Linked DNA regions of Mus musculus: all the other regions are linked to region 3. A link is a loop called in an ENCODE intact Hi-C map of the cell type or tissue named here. Cell type or tissue: heart. All regions are shown on one strand.

Region 1 (8,000 bases), 83 kb after region 3:
GGGAGGGGGAGAGGAAGGGAGGGAGGGAGGAACTGTCAACAGCCCCTACTAGAGCTTACCTCTTACTAGAGGTAAGAATTCTTTTTTTTTTTTTTTTTTTTTTTGTGGGAGTGGAGTTCATCTTTACAGAGACTGAGTTTATTCACACTCCACATAACTCACCTGAGGTGTGTGATACATTTTGGTTTTGTTTTTTGAGACAGGGTCTTATGTGGCTCAGGCTGCCCCCAAATTCCTGATCCATCTACTTCTGCCTTCTAAGTACTGGAATGACAGGCGTGAGCCACAAGCCCCTCAACACAATGCATGATTTTGAGTATGTTTGCAGGGTTGTTAATAGTTTATCTCCCCAGAAAGGAACTCTGAACCTTTGAGTAGTGTGTGACCCCACCCACCCACAGCCAATCTGTTTCTTGTCTCTGTAGATTTACTTATTCAGGATATTTCATGTAAACAGTCAAATGCTACCCGGGCTTCCCTGTGTGTCCTGACTTTTTTTTAAACACTTTTGAGGTTAATGTGTGTTGTAACTTGAACATTGCTTTCTTCCTTTTCACTGCTGTGTAGTATTCCACAGTCTGAGTGAGCCTTATCTATCACTCGTGTGTTAGTGGCAGTCTCTTTATCTTTGACAGGCTTGTGCTTTTTAGGACCTGCTGCTCTCTGTATGTGCTGCCCAGAAGGAAACGAATATGCACATTCCATTTGCTGGTAAATGATGGCTTCACAGTATTTTGTTTGTTTTGAGAGGGTCTCGCGTAGCCCCAGCTGTCCTCAGATTCACTACATCTCAGGATAACATAAGCCTCCACCTCCCCGCTGCTGTCATTACAGACATGCTCACTAGCCTTTATCTAGTGCTGGGCACAGAACCCAGAACTTCACGCACGCTAGGCAAGCAGCATCGACTACACCTGATCCGACATAGCTTAGTGCCCTTCTTATATTCTTTTGAAATTCTGGGTGATGGTGGGTGGGCGGGCGCATTTGCAGATGGAAATTATCATTAACAAGCTGATCAAGTGGGGCTTGGTGAGGCACACCTATCATTCCTGAACATCAGAGGTGGAGGCAGAAAGATCAGGATTTTCAGGCTAGCCTGACCTGTAGTGAGACCCCCCATCTCAAAACCAAAAGAGAGCCCTCCAAAATAAATGAGCTTGCCAAACTACCCAGTGTGGCTGTGCCGACACATGTGCTGTACACACGCCCATCCAGGGACCTGGTGGGAGCCCCGACCGGAGTGTTCTGGTCCAGAGCCCACTCCTGGGGAAGGACAGTGGGGCTTTGGATAGAAACCATGTGCTGCTTTCTGAGCTTGAGTACACAGTGCCAGTGGCTTCTTGAGGTCAGAGTGCATAGCCTGGGACAGTGAAAGACAGCCAAGGATCAGGCTGGCAGTTCAAGCTCTTTTGAAAGACTTAGCATTAGGAAGGAAACAGGAGTCTTAAGCAGCGCATCCTCTTCATGTATGTGCCCCTGCGGAGAACTTTTTATGGGAGGAAGGAGGAGGGATTTTTCTATGCCTTTCTCCTGGCTTGCATTCAGCACTTGGTGACTGTCCATGCCTAGACCCCCTCCCCATGTAACATGGAGAGCCCGCAACACCAGGAGTACTGGGCACCTGGAAGTGTCCCATAGAGACGGAAGAGGAGGCGGAGCTTCTCCAGCCCACCTTGCAGTGAGGAGTCATGGGCTGTGAGTTTGCCTTCCTGCCTGCTGCCGTCTCTCAGCTGGCCTGAGGCCTTGGTTCCAGCAGGATCAGGAACCTGACCTCTGATTGGGAAAGTCTATCAGCTGGCAATGAGTAAGGGTTCACTGGTATGTTTGTGGGTGTCAGCCTGTCATTAAGAGTTTTCCCAGCACCCCACATCAGAGCAGTAGTTAGGACAGTGTGGGCTGGCTACACACTGCAGCTGTTTGGCAAGTCTCCTTACTTAATTAACAGAGGTAAATACTGCAATGCTCAGAGTTAAGTTACTGATACATGTCCAGGTGAGCCCTCCCTTCCTGAGATTGTGGACTATGATGTCAATCCTTAGACCTTGCACCTTTTTATTGTTGTATAGTATTCCACTTCATGGATTACCCAACCTGTCTATCTAGGTTCTTTTTGAGGGCTGTTTGTGTTGTTTCTAACTCTGAGTAAAAAAAAAAGCAGCTGTGGACATCCATACAGAATGAAGTTGTGTGTCTTCCCCCCCGCCCCCGTTCATTTATTGGGTGTGTGACTGTGTAGGCGCACATGTACCATGGTGTACATATAGAGGCTTAGACAGAGTACGAGCCACTTCTTTCCTTCCATCGTGTGGGTCCTGCGGACTGAACTCAGGTCATCAGGTTTGGTGGCAAGCACCTTTACAAGCTGGGTCATTTGGCTGGCCCCTTGTGTGCTTTCTCCTCTTGTGGGTAAATGCTTACAAGTGACATGCTGGTACCTAAGATAGTTGTATGCCTGTAGAGGAGCACATAGTTGCTTGCTATGAGTTGTATTGCTTTTGTGTAAATCTCTGCCCTCTCCTGTGAGCAGGGTGCTTGCTGGTCTACTGTGTCTGCTGACTGCACCATCTGTCTCCAGAGTCTGGGCCATGCTAGGCTCCTCACGTGACAGCTCCTGCTTCTGACTCCTCTCTGGCCTTTGTTCTCCATTGAACACAGGGAGGAAACACTTCGCTTATCATTTTCAGCCCTTTGGTTTTTGCCTGTGAATGAATAAACACAAAGAGATCATGAAACTTGTTTTTGACAGGCAGTGACTGTGCACACCTTTAATCCCAGTACTTGGGAGGCAGAGGCAAAGGCATCTCTGTGGGTTTGGGGCCAGTCTGGTTTACAGAGTCAGCCCTAGGACAGCAGGGCTGTGTTGTAGAGAAACCCTGTCTCAAAAAGAAAAGGAGAGAAAAGAAAAGAAAAGGAAAGAGAAAGAGGAAAAAAAAAAGAAAGAAAGGAAGAAAGAAAGCAGGTTTTCAAAGGTCATACAGTTCATTGAACAGTCAATGGAAAAGGGACAGAGCCTTCCTGCTCCTTTCTTCCCAAAGATAACAGACAAGCAGCATTTCATAAGGCAGGCCCACCAGGCTCCCGCAGCTCGAGGGCCCTCTGCTGGTGACCTTTCCCATGGGATGTCCCTGGCTCTGCACAGGAATGCTGGGGACCTGACTCAGTGGGCAGGGTGTTGCCTAGTGGGAGGGAGTCGTTGAGCTTAATTCCCAGCACTATCTGAGCAGTTCACCTAGCACTTGGGGCATGGAGGGCAGGAGGATCAGACTTTCTGGGTCAGCCTGGGCTACATAACACACACACACACACACACACACACACACACAACCCACCTCTTGTTTTTGCTTTTCTGAGACACAGAAAATATCTCCAGGGAAATTTTGATCCTCCTGCCTCAGCCTCTTGAGTCTGAGATAGTAGGCTTGCACCATCATGTTCAGAAGCAACCTTCTTGTGAGCCACTTGAGCCACTGGTGGGTCCAAGACTCCTAGCAGCTGGAGCTCCATGGTGTGGGCTGTGGAGTGTGGGCAGGCTGAAGGCATGAAACAGAAGGACGGGACACCCCTGGCTTTCTTTCATTTTTTTTTCTATAAACCTAAAATTGTGAACAAGGATATGGTCTTGGGAAAAAGTGAAAATCAAAACATAATAGCAAAGCTGGGGGTGGGAGCAGGTGGTGGGGAGATGGCTCACAGTCAGAAGCGCTCACTGCCCTTACAGAGGGGCAGGGTGTGGTTCCCAGCACCAACTCTGGGTGGCTCACAATTGCCCAAAACTACAGCTCCAGGAGATTTGGCACTAATTTCTGTGCTCTGCAGGTACCCACACATGTATTGTACATATGTGTATTTGGCTGTTTCACATAAGTGTACTCAGGAACATACACATACAAAATAGCAATCTTTAAAAAGAAACACAAAAATAAAATCAGTGTGAAACAGTATCAAACAAGAAACAAGTGCTATAGGTGTGCAGTGAGCACTTAGCTCACACGGGCAAGGCCCTGGCTTCTGTCTCCAGAACAGAGAAAATAAATTCTTAGAAGGATGTAGGCTTCTGACCCAATAGTCCCGGCCTATGTGCAGTAGGCCTGGCTCATGCTCTGGTCATTGTGCAGTGAGAGGAAGTGACGTCACGTTAGCGCCAGGAGTGTAGGCGTGGGAATAGGAAGTGGGGGCAGGGTCTGCATCAGGTGCTTGTCTGCATGAATGCTGTCCCTTATCCTGGCTCCATGGCCAGCTGACCAAGGTTTGGCCCTGTAATACTATAAACGTGAAGCGATGAGGCCGGGTGTGGAGCTCCTTTCTTGTTCTGGAATGACTGCAGAACCATGAGCTACCAATGGCTGGGAGGACGGGAGGAGGGGCCACCCTGGTGATTCTGTTGCTGCGGTGGGGCGTAGGCACCGGTTTGTAGAATGCCCACTCTGTCAACATTTCTGTGTTGCCTGGAGCCCACACAGCAGAGATGGTAGGCTTTGGCTCACTCTCCTGACTCTGGATGGGGAGAATCCAGACTATAGGCTGAGATAGACTCTCCCAGGGGAGAAGGTGGAGATGGGCCGAGGAAAGCCACCAGGGTTAAAAGAGCAAGGCCTCTTCAGCTAGAGTAGATTAAAACCCTCAGAAGCTGTGTGAGGTTGGGGGAGTGACTTACCTACTCTCTCTGAGGCCTGCTCCACCTGGGGGGGGGGGCATGGCTGAGGCACTGATGGAATTGCTCCATGTGAGGGTTTTATCAGTGCTAGCTACAGCTTCCTGGGGACAGTGTTCTTATTATTACTGTTAGGATCTGTTCTTGGAGGCCACAAGAAACTGCCCGGCACTCCCTGGCCAGCACTGTTTCAGTGTGCATGTCACCTGTAGGTGCATTTTGTGTCCCCACTAGGCATGCCACCCTTCAGACAACCTTCTGGGACTCAGCTTTCTACCTCTCCCTGAAGTCACCATGGCAAGCACCATAGGCCCCAGAAGCTGTGATTTCAGCCTTGTGGATCAGGGCTCTGGACAGTAACAATGTTTGGGATGGGAACACCACCTGTTTGAAAAGGAAGGCATATACAAAAGACCATATGCCACACTGCTTGTGTGAAATATCCAAAGGACACACCCATAAAAATAAAAATGGTGGCCAGGGCCAGAGGCCAGAGGCTCTGGATTAAAGATCTTAAGGTTTCCTTTCAAAGCAATTTAAACCTGCCTGTGTGATAGATGCACAAGGCTGTGGCAATGCTGAAGTATTGTGCACTGCATTTCTCTGTGTGTGTATGTCTGTGTGTGCATGCACACGTGCACATATGGACTTATGTCCTTATATCTGGCTCTTTTTACATTTTTATTTGTGTGTGTGTGTGTGTGTGTGTGTGTGTGTGTGTGTGTGTGTACATGACCACAGTGGCCAGAAGAGGGCTTTGATCTCCTGAAGCTAGAGTTACAGGCAATTGTGATCTGCCCAACATGGTGCAGGAATCTGGACTCTTCCCAGACCCCTTAGCTTATGAAACTGAGTTTCTTATTAAATCTGAAATTCACTACTTTGGGCTAGCCCATAGACTAGCCAGCCCGATCTGGGCTCCCCCTCCCCAGTGCTATGGTTGTAGGTGTGAGCCACATGTCTGGCTTTCATGTGGCTGGGAGTTGAACTTAGGTCCTGTCTTAGTCAGGGTTTCTATTCCTGCACAAACATCATGACCAAGGCAAGTCTTATAAAAACAACATTTCATTGGGGCTGGCTTACAGGTTCAGAGGTTCAGTCCATTATCATCAAGGTGGGAGCATGGCACAAGCAGAGCTGAGAGTTCTACTACTTCATCCAAAGGCTGCAGGTGGAAGACTGACTTCCAGGCACCTAGGGTGAGAGTATTAAGCCCACACCCACAGTGACACACCTACTCCAACCAGGTCACACCTATTCCAACAAGGCCACACCTCCAAATGGTGACACTCCCTGGTGCAAGAATATACAAGCCATCACAGCCCTCAAGCTTACCCACTTTACCCATCCACAAGCACCCACTGAGCCACTGCTCCAGCCTTGAGCTTCCCACCTTGAATGGTGGAGCTGCACTGTAGATTTCCTACCTCAACCAAGTGCTTCATGAAGACTTCGTTTGCCATGGGAGCTTTGGGACCTGGAGATCAGCAAAAAAAGGCCCATGGAGGGAAACTGAGACCAGTTTGGGGAGTACAAGGTAGATGTGATCAGTTCAGCTTTTCCCATCCTCTGGGAAAGCCCTGAGCCCCAGCACTGTGACACCACTGTCCCCAAGGCCTCATAGATCTGCCCTCATGGTCACCCTGTTGCCTCCAGCACAGGTACAGCTAAGCCAAGCGTCTGACCACAGGCCTAGCAGGTGGTGGCTCAGTAGCTTAGATGTCCTTAAGGCTACTTAATTACATGCATGAAGACAGGCATTTTTTATGTCTTATATGTTAGATTACAAAACAAACAAGCAAAATCCGCAGGGCCAGTAAGATAACTCAGTCAATAATGGAGCTTAGTGCAGAGCCTGAGCACAGTCCCCAAACTCCATCTGGCAGAACTGACTCCTGCAAAGTTGTCCTCTAACTTCCACACACATGCTGTGAAATACATGTACACACATACACACACGCATGCGCGCACACACAGACACACACACACACACACAGATGCACACAGACGCGCGCACACACAGACAGACACAGACACACTGACAGGCACACAGACACACAGACACACACACATTAAAACAGCACAGCTACAAGGTGTGAACTGCCCTGAGACCTCACTAGTTCCTAGGAGATGAGAGCCTTTGCTTCCCACAAAACAGAGCTTTTCCCCCAGTGATCTCAACCCCCCTCCTATGCCTTCCCAGGGAGCTGGTGGTATCACCACAGGCTTCTGATTGGCTGGTTTATGCCCCACCACCCCACTCCCTCTCTTTTGGTCAGGAGAAAGCAGAGCCAACTCCTCTAGGGAGTGAGCTGTGGTTTGTGGGCTCCCTGTGGAGGATGCTGCCACTGGTACGGGGGTGGGGTGTCCTGGTGCTGTTCCTGCTCTGGGCACAGGCAGGAGTGACCTTGGGCAGTAAGTAAATCTGCTGCTTTCTAAGTGGCTTGGTGAGAGCAGCCGCCCTGACCCACCCTGACCTGAAAGAGTCAGGCTCCCTCCCGGGTGTCCCTTTGTCCCTCTGACTATTTTATTTTGCTGGGAAGAGCAGAGCTAAACTTACAGGTGTACCCTCCCACCCCCTCCTCCCATCTTTTCCCTTCCCAAAGCAGGTAAGGTGGGGCCTACAGAAGTTGCTGGGGGAGGGACTAGGAGACTAGCGTGGAGAGGTCTTGTAGAAACTCTCTCAAGCTCAGGTGAAGTTCTGCAGGATGCTGAGATGGGCTTGCATGTGTGTGTTTCTCAACTGTGGAATGTTAACTTTCCCAATTTAACATTTTTAAAATGTGAAAACAGGAAGAATTAATTTTCATAAGTTTTTTAAACCCAAGATTGTCAAGATAAATATTAGAAAGCATCAAATGTCTTTGTGTCTCCATCCTTTGAAATCTAGTATACATTTTCTATTTGGTGATTTTTTTTCAACTTTTGGTTTTTTGAGACAAGGTGTCATATAGCCCAGTGTGTAGTCAGGTTCCACAGCCTGACCTTCCACCTCCTGTGTGCTGAGATTACAGGTGTACGCCTCCATACCTTTCTAGCCTTTTCAACTGGGACACTAAAGTTCTTTGAAAAGATGTGATGTCTTTAGATGGGGTGGAGGCAGGCACTGTGGTTTCCAGCATGTTCTACAATGCTTTCGTATCCAAGGTAAATGTCAGATTTTTGTTTCAATTACTTAAATTTCTCATACACCAGTGAGGGTTCGAGCGTGCAGGGGTGACAAATCAGTGGGGCGAGGGATGCTGACCATCTCCATTGGTGGCTTCCTTCTCTGAGAATCCATGAACCCTTGTTAGCTGGCTTCATGAATAAAGAGTGGTGGAACCATGTGACCATGGAAACGCAA
Region 2 (8,000 bases), 64 kb after region 3:
CTCCTTAGTGTTTTTGCAACAGAGACTCACTGTGTAGTCCGACCTAGCTTTGAATTGTTGATCCTCTTGTCTCTACTGTCTGAGTGAGAGGTTACAGGCATGTGCTAGCATGCCTCGAAGAGTTAACTATTTAAAGCCAACAGCAGGCAGCTCTTCATAGCTTCACAGTGTTGTGTAACTGTCACCTCTGTCTCAGAGCCCCCACCTCCCTCCTGTGCCATCATCCAGTCCCTGGTCACAGTCAGGGACTGTGCTTTCCATGTCTGCCGACTTTCCTGTCTGGGCATTTGGCATCAATAGGACTGGAGGGAAGCCTTTTGTGCCTGGACTCTCTAGAGCAGAATAATTTTTAGGATCATTACAAGCTGTGGCTGGGAGCCCGGTGACCTGGTGGCCTCTTGGCCTTTGGCAGCCTTCTCTTTAGCTATAAACTGGGGCTCAGGCTGAACTCTATGAGGACAGCCAGGCTGCCTCAATCCACATGGGCCGGCTGTGGGCCCAGGCCCAGAAGAAGACTTAGCGTTTGTGGGAATAACTGACTCTCCTGGACTCTCAGGGAATTCTTGAGTTGTTGGAACAATTCCTTAGAAATAACTCTGACTGAACACGGGGTGTCTATAACCTGACATTCGCTGATCTTAAAGATCTAAAGATCACTGGGCCCGATAGTGCGGCTTCTTCCCAGGATTTTGGGGGTGTTTTCCTCCTTAGCAGCATTACCTACCTATGTTTTCTCCTTAGGAGATGAGGGGCCCCAGATCCTTTATCTTTTCATCTCTGAAGCAGGTGGAGAGGTGACAGCCCTATGAAGTTTGCATCTCCCCACCGCCAGCCAATATGGAACCCTGTTTTGGAAGGGGCAGATAATTTTTGATTAAAAGTGCTTGGTAATAAAATAGTTGAAATCTATACTTGTCAAGGAATTTTTATATCATGTATGAGTGTGTGGAAGTCTTAATTTACCATACAAAACCCTTTCTTTACTAAGAATAAGTGTTGTGTGTTAGAGTGTCAGAGAAAGCAGTGGTCTCTTGCCAGTCAAACTTGGGGTTATTGCCTACACTTATTTTCTTGTGAGTTTGGTTTGGGAGCAACCTGTGCAAATCAGGCTGCTGCTGCTGCTGCTGCTGCTGCTGCTGCCTCTCCAGGCTGGAGGAGCTTTGGTAAGGTGTGAAGAGCTCTGGAGTCCATGGATGTGGTTCTAGCCTCAGCCTCTCACCTCTGACTTGTGATGAGCAGCTCAGCCTCTCTGAGCCCATTTGTTCAGGTGTGAATTGGAATGACCGTGATCATAATGTTCTTGTCTCGGTGAGTCACATATAGAGCGAATTAGTCTACTAAGTAACGTAAGAGGCTAGAGGTGGAAACCAGGGCCTTAGCAGTCACAGCCCAAGTGCTGTCCCCCGACCTCCACCTCAATTTATTTTTTAGGTTTCTTCTTGTTGTTGAGACATGGTATCCTGGAATGCACTCTGTAGACCAGGATGGCTTTGAACTCAGAGATCCATCTGCCTCTTCCTCCCTAGTGCTAGGATTAAAGGCATGCGCCACCACTGCCCAAACCAAAACCCCATCTTAGTGTATTTGTGAATCCAGGCGTGTGGTGGGTCCGTGAGAGATGAGTACTGTAATAGATTTGGTGAAGGCAGAATATTAATGCTCAAAGTAAATGCCTAGCAAGGATCAGTTAGCAAAGTGCTTGCTGCATGAAAATGAGGGCTTAAGTTTGGATCCCCAGAGTCTGTACATGGGCACAGGCACCTGCAGGTATGAACAGATGTGCACACACACAAAATAAACAGCACTGTCCAGTGCCACCTGGCACCCCTTCTTGCTTCTTGGGCTGAGCACACAGTATTTTTAGTGGTAGACACCCAAAACGTAGGTCTGGAGGACCTGGCTGTGATAGATTGACCGAGTGACAGGGTGGAAGCAGACGCCAGCCAGCTCAGTTGTGCTTGTCCCCAGAGCAGTGGACGGGAATGCTCTGCAGTATCTGTTACCACAGGTGGGCTGTAAACTGTCCTGGGAGGGCCTGGCCTTGGCAGGGAGGGACTGGGCCAGATTCCATCAGTGAATGGTTAACTTTGTGTTGGGAGGGTTCCATCTGTGACAAGAACCCTCTCTGGCTAAGGGACATGCTGGCCTTGAGCGCGCTAGGGGAGTGACAAAGGGTGACCCTGTGAAAACAAAGTCTTAACTATTGCTATAGTGTGTGGCCCTCAAACTCACCTCTGCCCAGCAAAATCTCAGTTCTTGATTGTAGTTTCTCTTGTTAGGCAGAAATTAAGTTAAATTTAAATTAATGAATTGAGTTAAACATAATTTAATTATTCTGCCTGGGATAGATGGAGCTGTGCTAATGAAAACAAGCCCGAGAGACCTTTCTCTGTAGCAGGCTCGGGTGGAGCCTGTGTCTCCCAGACATGGTCCTGCAGGCCACAAATGGCTATCAATTTGTCCCATCCTGTCCTGTGTATCACTGAAGTTGCCATCTTCCCCAAAGCAGATCATCGAGGCCCTGCTGCAGGGGGTCTGGGATTCTGAGTGCTAGATTGATATAGGCCAGGGTTATTCTCACAGCTGGTCCACACTCTAGTTCTGTTCTTGCTTGTCTGCAGTTGGTTGCCTAACCCACAGAACCTTCCACAGCAAGCTAACACAGATCCTGGGTTCAAACATGCAAAACTTATTCAAGGCAGCCACAGCAGGGACACTGTACCAAACTTCCTAATGTTACAGCCTCATGTCATGGTGACACCTCAATCAGGAAATTATTTTTGTTGCTATGTCATAATTACAATTTTACTGTTGTTTTGGATCATACTGTAAATCTGTGTTTTCTGATGGTCTTCGGTGACCCCTGTGAAAAGGTCACTCTGCTCTCCAAAGTCACGACTCCTACAGGCTGAGAACCACTGCTCTGGCTCTCCTGAAAACAGCAGGACTTGGAGTGTTTCGGCAGCTGGTCTTGCAATCCCCCCAAGCCTCTGGGCTCCATTTCCCACCTTTAAAAAATAGGCTTGGGGGGCTGGAGAGATGGCTCAGTGATTAAGAGCACCATCTGCTCTTCCAGAGGTCCTGAATTCAATTCCCAGCAACCACATGGTGGCTCACAACCATCTGTAATGGGATCTGATGCCCTCTTCTGGTGTGTCTGAAGACAGCGATAATGTACTCACATACATTAAAATAAATACATCTTTTTTTTTTTTTTTTTTTTTAAGGCTTGGAGTTAGGTGGTGACACACTCTTTGGAGTTAGGTGGTGACACCCCTTAAGCTCATCATTTGACAGGGGGCTATGTGAGTTTCAGGCCAGCCAGTGCAACATAGTGAGGCCCTGTCTTTAAACCAACCAACAAACAAACAAACAAACAAACAAAAGATTTGAGACTGCCAGGTCCTGGTCAGTTTTTGCAAGGATTCTGAGGTCTAGGTTTGGAACTAGCTAAGGCTAGAGAAGTCTTTCTGAGATGGCGAGGACAACCACCTCTAGCTCCTTGTGTTCCCTTGGTGAATGCTGGGGTAAGATGAGTCTGGATGAACAATTGAAAGATCTTAGTGGCAAAGTTAAACAGTGGGGAGGAAGGAGAGGGACAGCTGGATACTCCTTTATTTCCTCCACAAAGCTCCCAGTAACTATGGCAACTGGATTTTGTCAGGATCACCTGACTTGACTTGTATGACCACTCAGCTGCCCAAGACCACCAAATAGATGTTACAAGGCCGGACTTTCTTCAAACAAACAAACAAACAAAAAGCTAATTAATTTTGTGAGGGATAAGGCACACTCACCTCATGGCTTGCTTTGGTATAGAGGTCAAAGGACAGCTTGCAGGAATCAGTTCTCTTTCCCTACCATGTGGGTGGAAGCTGTCTGAGCCATTTTGCTGGCCCTTGCTTTCTCTATCTCCGTGTCTCTGTCTCTGTCTCTGTCTCTCTCTTAGGAATTATAAATGTTTGTTTGTGTCTGTTGGAGCCCACAGCCTGAGAGACTGTTCATCTGCTCCAGAAGATTCGGTCAGAGCTCGTGAAGATGGCTCAGTTAGCGAGCTGTGTGTTGGGGTGGGAGGTAGGGCCTTACTCTCAGGGCCAGGACAGTGCAGGATCAAACCAGTCAGTCAGTTCTTTTGAAACTGGTATTAAAGCCAGGCCTGGTGGCACAAAGCTGTAATTCCAGCACTGGGGAGCTGAGGAGGTGGCAGGTCAGGTGTTCTAGGTCAGCCTGGTCTATACTGAAGTCTTCTCTTAAGATAAGCAAAACCTTGGGGCTGGTGAGATGGCTCAGTGGCCAAGAGCACTGACTGCTCTTCCAGAGGTCATGAGTTCAATTCCCAGCAACCACATGGTGGCTCACAGGAGGGATGTGATGCCCTCTTCAGGCAGTCAGCTATATGTGCAGCAGAGCACTTATGCATTAAATAAATACAATTTAAAAAAAAGAAGATGCCAGGCAGTGCTGGTGCATGCCTTTAATCCCAGCACTTGGGAGGCAGAGGCAGGTGGATTTCTGAGTTCAAGGCCAGCCTGGTCTACCGAGTGAATTCCAGGACAGCCAGGGCTACACAGAGAAAGAAACCCTGTCTCCACCCCCCCCCCAGAAAAAAAAAGATAATCAAACCCCCAAATGCAGGTGCTAGGGTGACTACTGTATGAAGCCATCTTAGCTGGTGCCTCTAGGCCATTTCACAACACCTTTTCTTGTCCCTCCCCTGCCAGGTGCAATTTCAGGATTCCTGAACACACCAGTTTTCTGATCTTGTAATTTTCACATGGGCCCTCAGTTTTCATAGTAAATCTAGGAAGTGTGGCTGGCTGTTCATGGAACAGGAAAGGACGGTTTGTCCTTCACATCTGCCTCTCTCATGGCGGAGGATGATTTCAGTTCCTGCTGAGCAGTAGCGGCCTTCTTCCTCTTGTCAGGAGTTTCTGCAAGCTGGGTCAGTGCTAGAAGCAGAGGGGATGGGGTAGGCTATCTCCCGGAGACATCAGCTGGTTTTGGGGGTGAGCTTTGCCTGCCTGCGGCAAATGTCTCTCTGCATTTCCTTTCCTGTCAGGAAACCCACAGTGCACCTCAAACTGTTTTTGGGTCCTGTATAATTTCTTTTGTTGGTGTGTGTGTGTATGTTTCTAGCTCTGAAGTGGGTTTTACAGCATGTTCCTGTCATCTTCTGAACCCACCCCCCTACCTCACCCCACCCCCGTTTTTAATTCTGGAGATCTTGGTGCGCCTTCTCCAGACACCTCTGCATGTGGTCGGGACTTCATTTTTTCTGCTGGGAAGGGAGCCATGTGGGTAGCTCACTTTAAGCTCTTCCATAGCTACGATTTGAAGAAGACACTGGTGGAGCCGGAGTTAATTCTATATGTAACTAGTACCTTTGAACATAGAGCCAGTGTTTAAGTAAGTGATGGGGACTGTCTTGCATCAGTTGTGTAGTAAGCTTTTAAAATCTAGGCTTTATTTTATGTAACGACCTATCTGATGTGGTATGTTAACTTTAAAGGATTTATTTATGCACTGGGAGTCGCACGCCGTAGTGTGCGTATGGGGGGAGGGGAGCTGGAGAGCAGCTTTGTGGAAGTCAGGTGTTTTTACCAAGTGGGTCTTGAGGACTGAGTTCAGGCGGTTAGTTCTGACAGGAGCACCTTTACCCACTGAGCCACCTTACTGGCTGGCTGTCTTGGCATTTCTTGATGTTGATTTACCAAGCCCCCCAACCCGTGTCCTTACTCACTTTGAAATGCTAGTCTAAATCCCCAGGGACTCCTCTCCTTGGGGTCCAGTGGAGTTTCCTTGAAGGACTCTGGCCTTCTCTCTGTAGAGGCCCACTCTTTGCTTCCCACACATTCCAGAACAGGACTGATCTCTGGGTGGAGGTACTAGGACTGCCCGGGCCTGGTACCATGGCCCACTGCCCTCAGTCCTGGCTGCCTGTGTCCTGAGACAGGCTTATATAGCTCTCTTCTAAAGCCACAGAGCCTGTTGTGCCTGCTTGGGAAATAGCCACACGAAAGCCAGCCCTGTGCCGCATGACTGCTGAGCATCAGCCATTCAGGGCACAGCCTGGATCCCGGAATATAAGTTCCAGGCAGGCAGCAGCTCTGCCAAGGGCAGAAAAACTCTATGCCTTCATGGAAGCCACTGTGTCCCTAGCTGCCCTGGGACTCCACCTTGCAAATGAGAAATTTTGTGATTGGGGTTTACTTTGGGACCTTTAAGAGACAGGCTCTTGCTGTGTATCTCAAACTGGCCAACAACGACCCTAAACTTCGGATCCTCCTGCCTGCCTCTCAACCTTGTGAGTGTTGACATTACAAATATTTGCCACCATATCCAGTTTTTGAAATGCTGGGATCAATCCAGGGCCTCACGCACACTGGCAAGTGCTCCCAGCTGAGCCACATCTCCAGCTGATATACTTCTTGTTAAGATTAAAAACATGTCTATGTGAGTTTTGCCTTCATAGATGTGTGCATCACACGTGTGCTCTACCTGCAGATGCCAAAAGAAACCTGTAGTTACAACGTAATTCTGAGCCCCATGTGGCGTGGGCCATCTGCTTTACAGGGAGGGCGGCTTAGGGCTGGGCCGGTGGTTCTGCGGTTACAAAAATACACATTTCTCCTCCAGGGACAACATGAGATTGGGTCCCATCATCCATGGCAAGTGGCTCAAAACTGTCACTATAGCTCCAGGGCATCTATGACCTCTTCTGGCACTTCATGTTCTCTCTCTCTCTCTCTCTCTCTTTCTCTGGCACTTCATGTTCTCTCTCTCTCTCTCTGCTTTTTCTCTCTCTCCCTTTCACTTACACACACACTTACTTAAAAGTAAAGATTTTAAAAGAGGTAGATTTATTGAGCATCTTGTTATGTAGGTCAGGCTGTCCTTGAACTTGTCTCTTCCACTCCAGGGCTGAGATTACAGTGTGGGGCACTGTGCCCTGAACATAGTTACTTTGTAAAAACAAAACAAAAACATAAATGGTCATGTATCAGTTGTACAAATTGAAATTTTGTATTTTTAGTATTCGATTTTTATATTCAATTTGTAAATGCAAATTGAAAAAACCCCCCATGTAACCAGCCAGCCCTATGTGACGAAAGAAAATGGCCAATCTTAAAATACCCTCTCCTACTCCTTCTAGAGCTCTCTCTCCTGGTATCTAAGGCCGGGTCTTGCTCACACCTTGCCCATATTTGACATGTAAATACTGCTGTCCTTTCTGCAGGTTAGTGAAAACCACATTGATTGAACAAGAAATGTTGGGTTCTGCTGGGTTCTGAGTGTGTGGGCTAAAGGGATAGTCTCCTCAGATGCAGCTCGTACCTCCCCCTGGGTCTCTAGGTTCCGGTTATTTGGGGCACAATAGCTTCCTTTTTTTTTTTTTTTTTTTGGTTTTTCGAGACAGGGTTTCTCTGTGTAGCCCTGGTTGTCCTGGAACTCACTCTGTACACCAGGCTGGCCTCGAACTCAGAAATCTGTTTGCCTCTGCCTCCCAAGGGCTGGGATTAAAGGCGTGCGCCACCACACCCGGCAATAGCTTACTTTTTACCTGTACTTGAAAGTCCCTTTTGAAGGTGATAATTTCCTTGACTGTTCTGTTTGGCAGATTGGAGGTTGAAAACTTGGGCCATAGGGGAAGGGTGCAGGGAATATGGCTGCCTTCTTTCTCCCCTCCCGCTTTGGTGGTGTTTATGACAGTCTTAGGAAGTCTGGGATGGTCTCTAACACTTGTTCCATAGCTGAGGATGATCTTGGTCTGCCTCCACCTCCCCAGTACTCCATCCAGCATGGGCCATTCCCCCACTTTCTGGGTCAAGAGAATTTCTTATGGGTGTCTTCTATTTTTGTTTTAGGTAAAATGTCGGCTCCAGGACCTTACCAAGCAGCTGCAGGCCCTTCAGTAGTGCCCACCGCACCCCCAACCTATGAAGAAACAGTGGGTGTCAACAGTTACTACCCAACGCCCCCAGCACCTATGCCGGGACCAG
Region 3 (8,000 bases):
CTTCAGGCAGGCACAGATTCAGACTCATACAACAGACAGACAAGAGGACAGAAGACACAGGGAGACTGAAATGGGAAGTTCTCATCTAAGCTCACTCTTGGTTCAGTGACCCCCAAGGCGAGGGCTTTGGTTTCTTTCCTTAATTTGATATTAATACATTATTGGTGACTCAGAATTAATCACTAATGTTTTTAATCCACACAAAAACATAAGCAAGTAGTGTTAAATTTTTAAACTGAAAGGAAGGAAGGAAGAAAGAAAGAAGAAAGAAAGAAAGAAAGAAAGAAAGAACCCACATAAAATCAGACATGAATAATGGCCCCTGAGAACTTCCAAGTCCTCCATCCAGTGCTCAGGGTGCGTCAAAAAGGACTTCAGGTGTTGTTAAGGAGCCAGGGAATCTACCATAGTCACAGAGATACTCCCATAAGGCAAGAATTGGGAAGGCGCCAATAGCAGGAGTTACAGAAGAGACCTAATGAAGGAGCCTTGAGCCAAGGGAGGCTGAAGCCTCAGGAAGCCGGAAGAGCCTCCCAAAGGCTTTTATCCACAAGCAAATCACTGTGGATTTCTGCCTCTCAAGGACTACAAATGATGCAAACCCCAGAGTGTGGTCAATTGTTAGTGCAGCTTCAGGAAGTTAACACAGTGGGAGAGTGGCTGCCTGTGATTTCTTTCCATCCCTGAGTGTGTAGGCTTAAGTGGTAGGGAAGTTGGTTAAGTGAGGTGGTATTGTAACTAGGTGTGGGGCTGAGTGTGTGAGTGTGTGTGTGTGTGTGTGTGTGTGTAGCATAATGTGCCCGAGGATGGACAGTTGGGTAGACCGTCCCTCCCATAGTGCTCTAGAACTATGAGGACGCTGACTGAAGGGCTCAAGAGGTCCAGTTGCGGTACATGCCTTTAGCACAGTGCCCAAATTCAAGCGAAACACGAAAGTTTCCTTAACAGAAACTGCCAAGGCTTGTAACTGAAGCAGAACCTGATAGAACAACTTTGGAAATGTGTGGGTGCCTACAAGCACCTCTTTCTTCATCTTCTCTGTGGCTAACATGAGGAAGAGCAAGCTGAGGGACATGGGAATGCCTGGAAGCACAGCAAACACAAGGTGATGATGGTGGCCTTGGGTCGAAGCCATCAGACAACCTACATCAGGTCAGCAGGGAGTTGAGAGGTGAAGCTGGGCTCCTTTTTACCACCCGCAGGAAGAAGGCGGTGAATGAGTGGTTCACACAGAGCTGGGAACAAGGCAACTTTAACTGCGCTGGATCCAGGGCCCCTGAAGCAGCTCCCTCATTCCACGGAGCCACAGCTGAGGCAGCTGGGGCTGCCCACTGCCCTCAAGAAAGGTGTGGAGACCCTGCTGTCTGACTATTAAGTACGCAAAGTAGGTGATGTGCTGACCACAAAGCAGGCCCATGTCCTGAAGCTGTTTGGGAATGAGATGGCTGAATTCAAAGTGACCATCAAATTCACGTGGGATGCCAGGTCGGGAAGATTCCAGCGGGGAACCGGGAGGATGACCTGCCCAAGGTCGCACGTGAGTCTGAGGGAGAGTCTGAAGAAGAGGGTGACAGCTGACTCTGAGAGCCAGAACTAAGGCCTTCCAGCAAGTCCTCCACTGGGCTCCAGTGCTGCTGTCACCTCTCTGGAGGGAGCAGCTTTTTATTTTGCTATGGATAACAACAAGGGAGGGTGTTGGGTAATGATTCTGTTTCTTTATAGAATAAAAGTCTGTCCACAAGGTGCTCCCTGTAGACAGCAGGGGGAAGAAGAGTTCTGGGTGCAGGTCTAACTCTGGTTCTCAGTCACCCATGTGACCTCAGGAAGCCGCTGTCTGTCTTTGAGTCTTCGTTTATTCCTCTGTCAACCACAAAAGTTGGACCTAGAGCCTCCATCCCTGCCGTCCGGTAGCAGGCGTGAGTGCTTGATGTCTGGGTGAGGCTGTGCCCCTCAAGGAGCTGAGCACTTCCAGGGTGGCTGAGCGCCCTCTAGAGGAAGACTCTGGAGTGGCCGAGAATCTCTTCCTCATGGGAGGGATGAGGGATGGTCCCCTGGAAGAGATCGAATGCGTCTCAGGAAATACTGAAGGAGGAGGGTCCCTCCAACACAGTGCAGGCCCAGAACCCCCGGGTAAGACCTTACTTGGAAATTGGGCCTTGCCAATGGGATCAAATAGAAATGGAAGATCCTGGATCAAGCTTCCCACCAGTGTCTGTGGTCCTCCGACCCGGGGAGAAGGCCACGTGATGACATAGGCAGAGACTGGGGTGATGGCATCAGGGAGCCCAAATCTGTGACTCATGATCCTCCTGCCTCAGCTCCCTGCTGAGATCAGGGATGTTCCTCGGTCTGTTCAAGAGGAGTTTCGATGGCTGCTGCTGTGATTCTCTTTGGACTCTCATTAGTGACCTCTGAGAGAAAAGTGTAAATGATTTAGGATTTGGAAATCCTGGCTGCACTGGGAAGAGGACCGACCAAGTGAGTATTGAGGGATTTTCTGGTTTCGCACTGGGAAATTTCAGGGGATTTTTTTTTTAATGGGGGGTTTTCTGAGCTGGGCACTCGAGGTGGAGACCTGCTTTCTCAGAGGTTTTAAACCTCTATCAAAACGAAAAAGGAAAAGGGAGGAGGAGGATGGAGAGTCAGCAAGATGGCAGGTGAGGATGCTTGCAGCTCAGCCTGAGGACTGATTTCCCACGAGAGAACCAAGTCGTCCTTTGTCCACCGCTCTCCACATTTGCAGTACCTTGCACACGTGCATACACATGACAAGTGGGAGCGGGAGTGACGCAGGACACACAAACGCATATTGGGCATGGTGGCTCATGCCTGTAATCTCCAACACTCGGGAATATGAGAAAAGATAGTAGCTGAAGGCTCACAGCCAACCTGAACAACAGAGTCTGTCTCAAAAAAGAGGAAAGAAAGAAAGAAAGAAAGAAAGAAAGAAAGAAAGAAAGAAAGAAAGGAAGGAAGGAAGAAAGGAAGAAAGACAGACAGACAAGACTAGGTGATAGACACTTTAGGCCCAGCACACGGGAATCGGAACAAAGAGAATCTCAGTGACTTCAAGACCAACCTGGTCTACACATCGAGTTCCAGGCTAGCCAGAGCTACAAAGTAAGACCTCATCCTAAAAGAACAAAACGAAACAAAACAAGACAAACAAACGAGGGCTGGAGATACGACCCAACAGTAAGAGCACTTACTGCCCAAATGGGTTCTTAGCACCCACGGTCAGCTCAGAGACCCCTGTAATTCAAATCCTACGGGATCTGGGATCTTCTTCTGATCCTTTCAGTTACAGGAAACATACACAGTACATGGACATACTTGCAAGCAAACAAGAATATAAATAAAATAAAAAGGAATAAATATTTTCTAAAAAAAACCACAGAAGTTATGCATATTACAGATAAGCCTTGGTCTGGGTTTTGAGCAGCTTCACAGCACACTTGAGGCCCCCTTCTTAGTAAGTGGAGGGGCTAAGACTGGAATCCAACTTGACGGATACCCAGAGCCCAGCTCTAAATCCCAAAGGCTGACCTCCATAGATCAGCCAAGCTGCCCTTCCCCAAACCGCCTGTAGGGAAATCAGAGAGCACCAGGCGTTTCCTGGCCAGCAGGGGGTGCCGCAGTCTTAGGCAATAGGAGAACCCTGGGTAACCAGGACAGGAGTCTAAAGGGAAAAAACAAAAAACAAAAAACAAAAACAAAAACTAGAATCAGCCCAATCCCCATTTTACAGAGGAGGAGTCTTGGTCCTAGAGAGAAGAGGAGAAAGGGCCACTCTGGGGTGACTCAGTATCTCTGACCTTCCTCAGCTGTCAGCATTCCTGTTGGGGAACCTGAGTTTTTTCAGCTTGTGGAAACAAGGAGAGGACAAGGGAGGTGACAAAGATTGGCCAAGGTCCAAATACACCTTGTGGGCTTCTTCTTCTATTGGTACTGCAGGTGTTGAACAGAGGACAAGATGACATCATCCTACAGCACCTGAGAAGTTATTTCTCTGCTGGGGAAACAAGCCAGCCAGTTCAAGCTGAATTAGAGTACATACGAAGGCAGGTTTATTGGAAAACCACTCTTGGTCGAGTTCTCTGGTCCGAAGGAATGAAGCCAGGGAAGTTGCCATGGAGAGGGAGACAGAGGGAAGGAGACAGAGGGAGAGAGAAAGAGCATGGGCAGCAGAGAGAGAAAATGCAGAGATGGGGAGAGAAGGGAGTGACCATACAGGGAGGAGCCTCTGGGGGGAGAGAAGCCCAGCCACTGGGCTGGAAAGTTTAGGGTAGAGGGCGGGTATACTAGGTCAGGACTGCGGGGAGAACCTGGAGGCTGGATCAGTCTTGGTATGCAAAATATACACCTCAGTCCCTTATCCTGGCCTGAAACCCAAGAGCACCTGTCTTCCAGGCTAAGGCAGCCATTTGTTGGCTCTTTTGTAGACAGGGTCGGTCTCACTATGTAGCTCTGGCTGTCCTGGAACTAGCTATGTAGACCAGGCTGTTCTTGAGCTCACAGAGACCCTCCTGCCTCTGCTTCCAAGGGCTTGTGGCTTGTGCCACCACACCTAGCTCAGACTAAGGCATCTTGAAGCCTATTTTGGACCTTTTGCAATTTAGGCTCAGGCTCTTTCTCTGTCTCTCTGTCTCTGTCTCTGTCTCTCTCTCTCTCTCTCTCTGTGTGTGTGTGTGTGTGTGTGTGTGTGTGTGCATGCACATGTGTATATGTGGAGACCTGAGGTTGGCATTAAATATCTCTTTAATCTCTCCCGCAGCCCACTCATCCCCCGCATTCCTACACTGAGAATGGGCAGAGGCAGGAGAGTAAACCAGAAGCTTATAGGCCAGTTAGCCTGGAGTAAGGTGCACTGCGGCAGAAACAAGGGACCATGCCTTTACAAGTTCCAGGAGGGGGTTAAGAGAGTGCTGCTCTTGCAGAGGGCCTGAGTTCTGATCCTAGCACCCATTCTGGGTTGCTGCAGCCACCTGAAATGCCAGCATCAAGGGATTTGACACCCTCTTCTAAAATCTGCAGGCACTGACACTCACATGGACAAAAATGGGCAAAGACTCTCTCTCTCTCTCTCTCTCTCTCTGTCTCTCTCTCTCTCTGTCTCTCTCCTCTCCTCTCCTCTCCTCTCCTCTCCTCTCCTTTCCTCTCCTCTCCTCTCCTCTCCCCTTCCCCCAACACATGCTAAAAAAAATCTTTAAAAACAAAGATTACGTGGGAGCATTTCCCAAAAATTGTTTTCCTTTGACTCTCACACACGAACCTATATTCACACATACACTTGCACAAAATAAATACATAAAAATAAATATTCAAAACATAAGTTCATTCAATAAATGTAATGTGTTAGGGATACTCTGCAAAGACTGAAGCATTCTGAATCAAGGGTGGATCTTAATTAGAATTGGCGTTAGGCCTGGGCCGATGGCCCCAGCAACCACATGAAAACCTGGCAGGTGGCATAAGTCTGCATTCCCTCTGCTGGCGGCAGAGACAGGCTGATCACAGAGACTCAGTGGCTAATCCATAAATCTTCAGTCTGAGGGAAATCCTGACATAGTCAACAAGGTAGAGATCAAGAAGAAGACATTTGAAATTAAAGTCAACCTCTGTACACACAGGTGAGTATAGCTGCAAAGGTACCTACAGAGACACATGTGTCTCTCACATGCTCTCATGTACACACAGACATGCATACACACATAAACATATACATACACACACTTACATAAACATACACACATACACATGAGGCTCACAGACACATGCACACACACATGTAAGCACATAAGACACTCACACACACATCCATGCACACACACACACACACACACACACACACACACACACAAATGCTCAGACACACACATGCACACAGGAACACATGCACACATACACACATATACATACATATATATATACACACACAGCAGACACCTGAATGCCTGTACACACACACACACACACACACACACACACAGAGAGAGAGAGAGAGAGAGAGAGAGAGAGAGAGAGAGAGAGAGAGAGAGAGAGAACAGTTGGATAAAGTGTTGCCTGTAGTTTTGGGATACCCACCTTTGCTCCAGGAATGGAGGACAAGCTACCAGCCCCTGCCTGGCTTTCCTTAAATCCTCAGATAAAAACCACCCACACAGTTGTTCATTTTCAACTTGTCTTCTTGGCACAGTTGCTGGGCGCTCTACCTCCCACCTGGAAAATTCGCCCTTATTATTACTCTTAGCTCCACTCCTCCCACCTGCCCTAACCTTAGTCAGGTCAGTTTAATCTAGTCCCTGCTAGACATCTCTGACCACCTCCCTATAGGAGCGGCCACAGCCCACCGCTCCTCCCAAGACCTCACATGGTTGGCTGGTTCTTCTCTCTCCAAGGCATGGCGAACTCCTCTTCTCCTTCCTTGTGTTTCCTGCCTTCCCCCCAGGAACCTGGAAGTCCTGCCTGTACCTTCCACCCAGCAACTGGCCCACGGCTTTCTTTACTGACAAATCAAGAACCAATTTGGGCAACAGGACCTTAACATCAGACCTACCTCTACAGTGGAGATGCCACCCATTACCCTCTCTAGCCATAAACACCAATGCAGATACTTTGGTGGCAAAACACAGAGACCTGCAGAGCCTGAGAAGACCAAGGCCGAACTGAGGGATGCAGCAAGCCTGTCTGCTCAGATGTTTCTGGTCTCTCCACGTGGAGTTCTTCCTCCAGAAGGTGGTGCAGGATCCCTGTGGAATAAGGATCATATCAGTTGGGACCAGACAAGGAAGATGGAATAGCTCCTCACAGCTGGCTGCTACAGGGTTAAAGAGATTGCCCCGGGTCCTATATCACCTTGGGGTGGGAGTTGGGGGTGAGGGTTGAGTTCTGCTTCCTACCTTGGTAGAGGAAGGGCAGTAGGAGGGAGAGGGACTAGCCAGAGGGACTATGCTTTTTTGTTTGTTTTTTTTTGTTTTTGTTTTTGTTTTTGGAGACAGGGTTTCTTGGTATAGCCCTGGCTGTCCTGGAACTCACTTTGTAGGCCAGGCTGGCCTCAAACTCAGAAATCTGCCTAACTCTGCCTCTTGAGTGCTGGGATTAAAGGCGTGCACCACCACGCCCGGCTGGGACTCTGCTTTTAAGAGCCGGCCAGCATCTCCTGCAGAGGCCCTATCAGGCAGACCCAGCACAGCTTGGGACCCAGCTATCAGTTCCTATAGCCCAGCACTGATGATGATGTTGTAGAAGACAGTGATGATAGGGACATTGCACAGAGAAGTGTGTTAACTCTGTTACCTTTCCAACTTGACTGTGAACCTAAAACTATTAGGAAGTTCATCTAAAGCATTGAGGGAGGACACAAGCTGGCTGACTTGTGAAGAGTACATCTCAGCACACTACCAGGCCCAATAAAACGCTATTGGGAGTCACAGATGGGAATAAAAGATAGGAACAGGGCACATCTGGCCAAGGAGCACCTCAGACTCCTCACATGTCTCACCTGTTGTAGAAATTTTTAATTTCCAATCCAGGCAGGAACCAAACTCAGGTCCCCTGAGAGAGCAGTGTTGCTGCCGAGCTAACTCTTCAGTCCAGCAGATGAGCCTTTATGGGGTCTGTACAGGCCTGTGGGCACGCAGCCTCACACATGCCTGGTGCTTACACCACTGCTCATGGCAGAAGCCAGTGCTCCCTGTGCGCCAGCCAAGTGCTTTCTGGTCTATCTTCACAGCAACACTGGTGCCCGAGACAAAGACAGAGAGCCTCATCTTGTAACAGTCAGCCCCTGACTGCCTGGAGCCAAGCTCAACCACATACAAATGTAGAGCCCACCTCCTGGTGACCCTTGGAGTCTCACCCAAGTGACCAGTCTCACTTGAGAGACCATTGCTGTTTGTAGCATCACTCCTAACAAGACAAAATTCAGCCTGACCCCTTAGGTATGGCCTATGAGACTAAGTAACATCCTTCAACTGCTACAAAAGATTTGCACAGCAACC

Evidence for each region. A loop is a pair of places that touch in the nucleus more often than their neighbours do. Peaks named below come from ENCODE experiments on the same cell type or tissue, not always from the same donor. Only the 100,000 strongest peaks of a DNase experiment are listed, where the experiment ranks them.
Region 1: it touches region 3 in a loop (6-fold over the local background); 13 of 42 quality-filtered maps call a loop at or near these places.
Region 2: a loop joins it to region 3, with 5 times the contacts of the local background. A loop is called at or near these places in 10 of 42 quality-filtered maps.

Annotation. Positions count from the first base shown.
Region 1 is chr16:10,946,884-10,954,883 of GRCm38, reverse strand. No RefSeq gene overlaps it. Among named protein-coding and RNA genes, the nearest start is that of Gm21859, 36 kb to the right of the region's middle. In heart, a CTCF peak has its summit at 3,097 (motif pointing left); DNase peaks (open chromatin) are centred at 3,113 and 4,163; H3K27ac peaks cover 467 bases.
Region 2 is chr16:10,966,515-10,974,514 of GRCm38, reverse strand. Litaf (LPS-induced TN factor) reads left to right here. Exons shown (of 4, transcript NM_019980.2): 2 at 7,866-8,000. The coding sequence starts at 7,871. Among named protein-coding and RNA genes, the nearest start is that of Litaf, 23 kb to the left of the region's middle. In heart, a CTCF peak has its summit at 4,383 (motif pointing left); DNase peaks (open chromatin) are centred at 384 and 4,914; H3K27ac peaks cover 663 bases.
Region 3 is chr16:11,030,248-11,038,247 of GRCm38, reverse strand. Gm10832 (a long non-coding RNA gene) reads right to left here and starts at 6,416. Exons shown (of 3, transcript XR_003951970.1): 1 at 6,371-6,416; 2 at 2,143-2,411; 3 at 176-2,051. It also overlaps the pseudogene Gm3919. In heart, CTCF peaks have their summits at 1,988 (motif pointing left) and 6,730 (motif pointing right); DNase peaks (open chromatin) are centred at 1,977 and 3,597.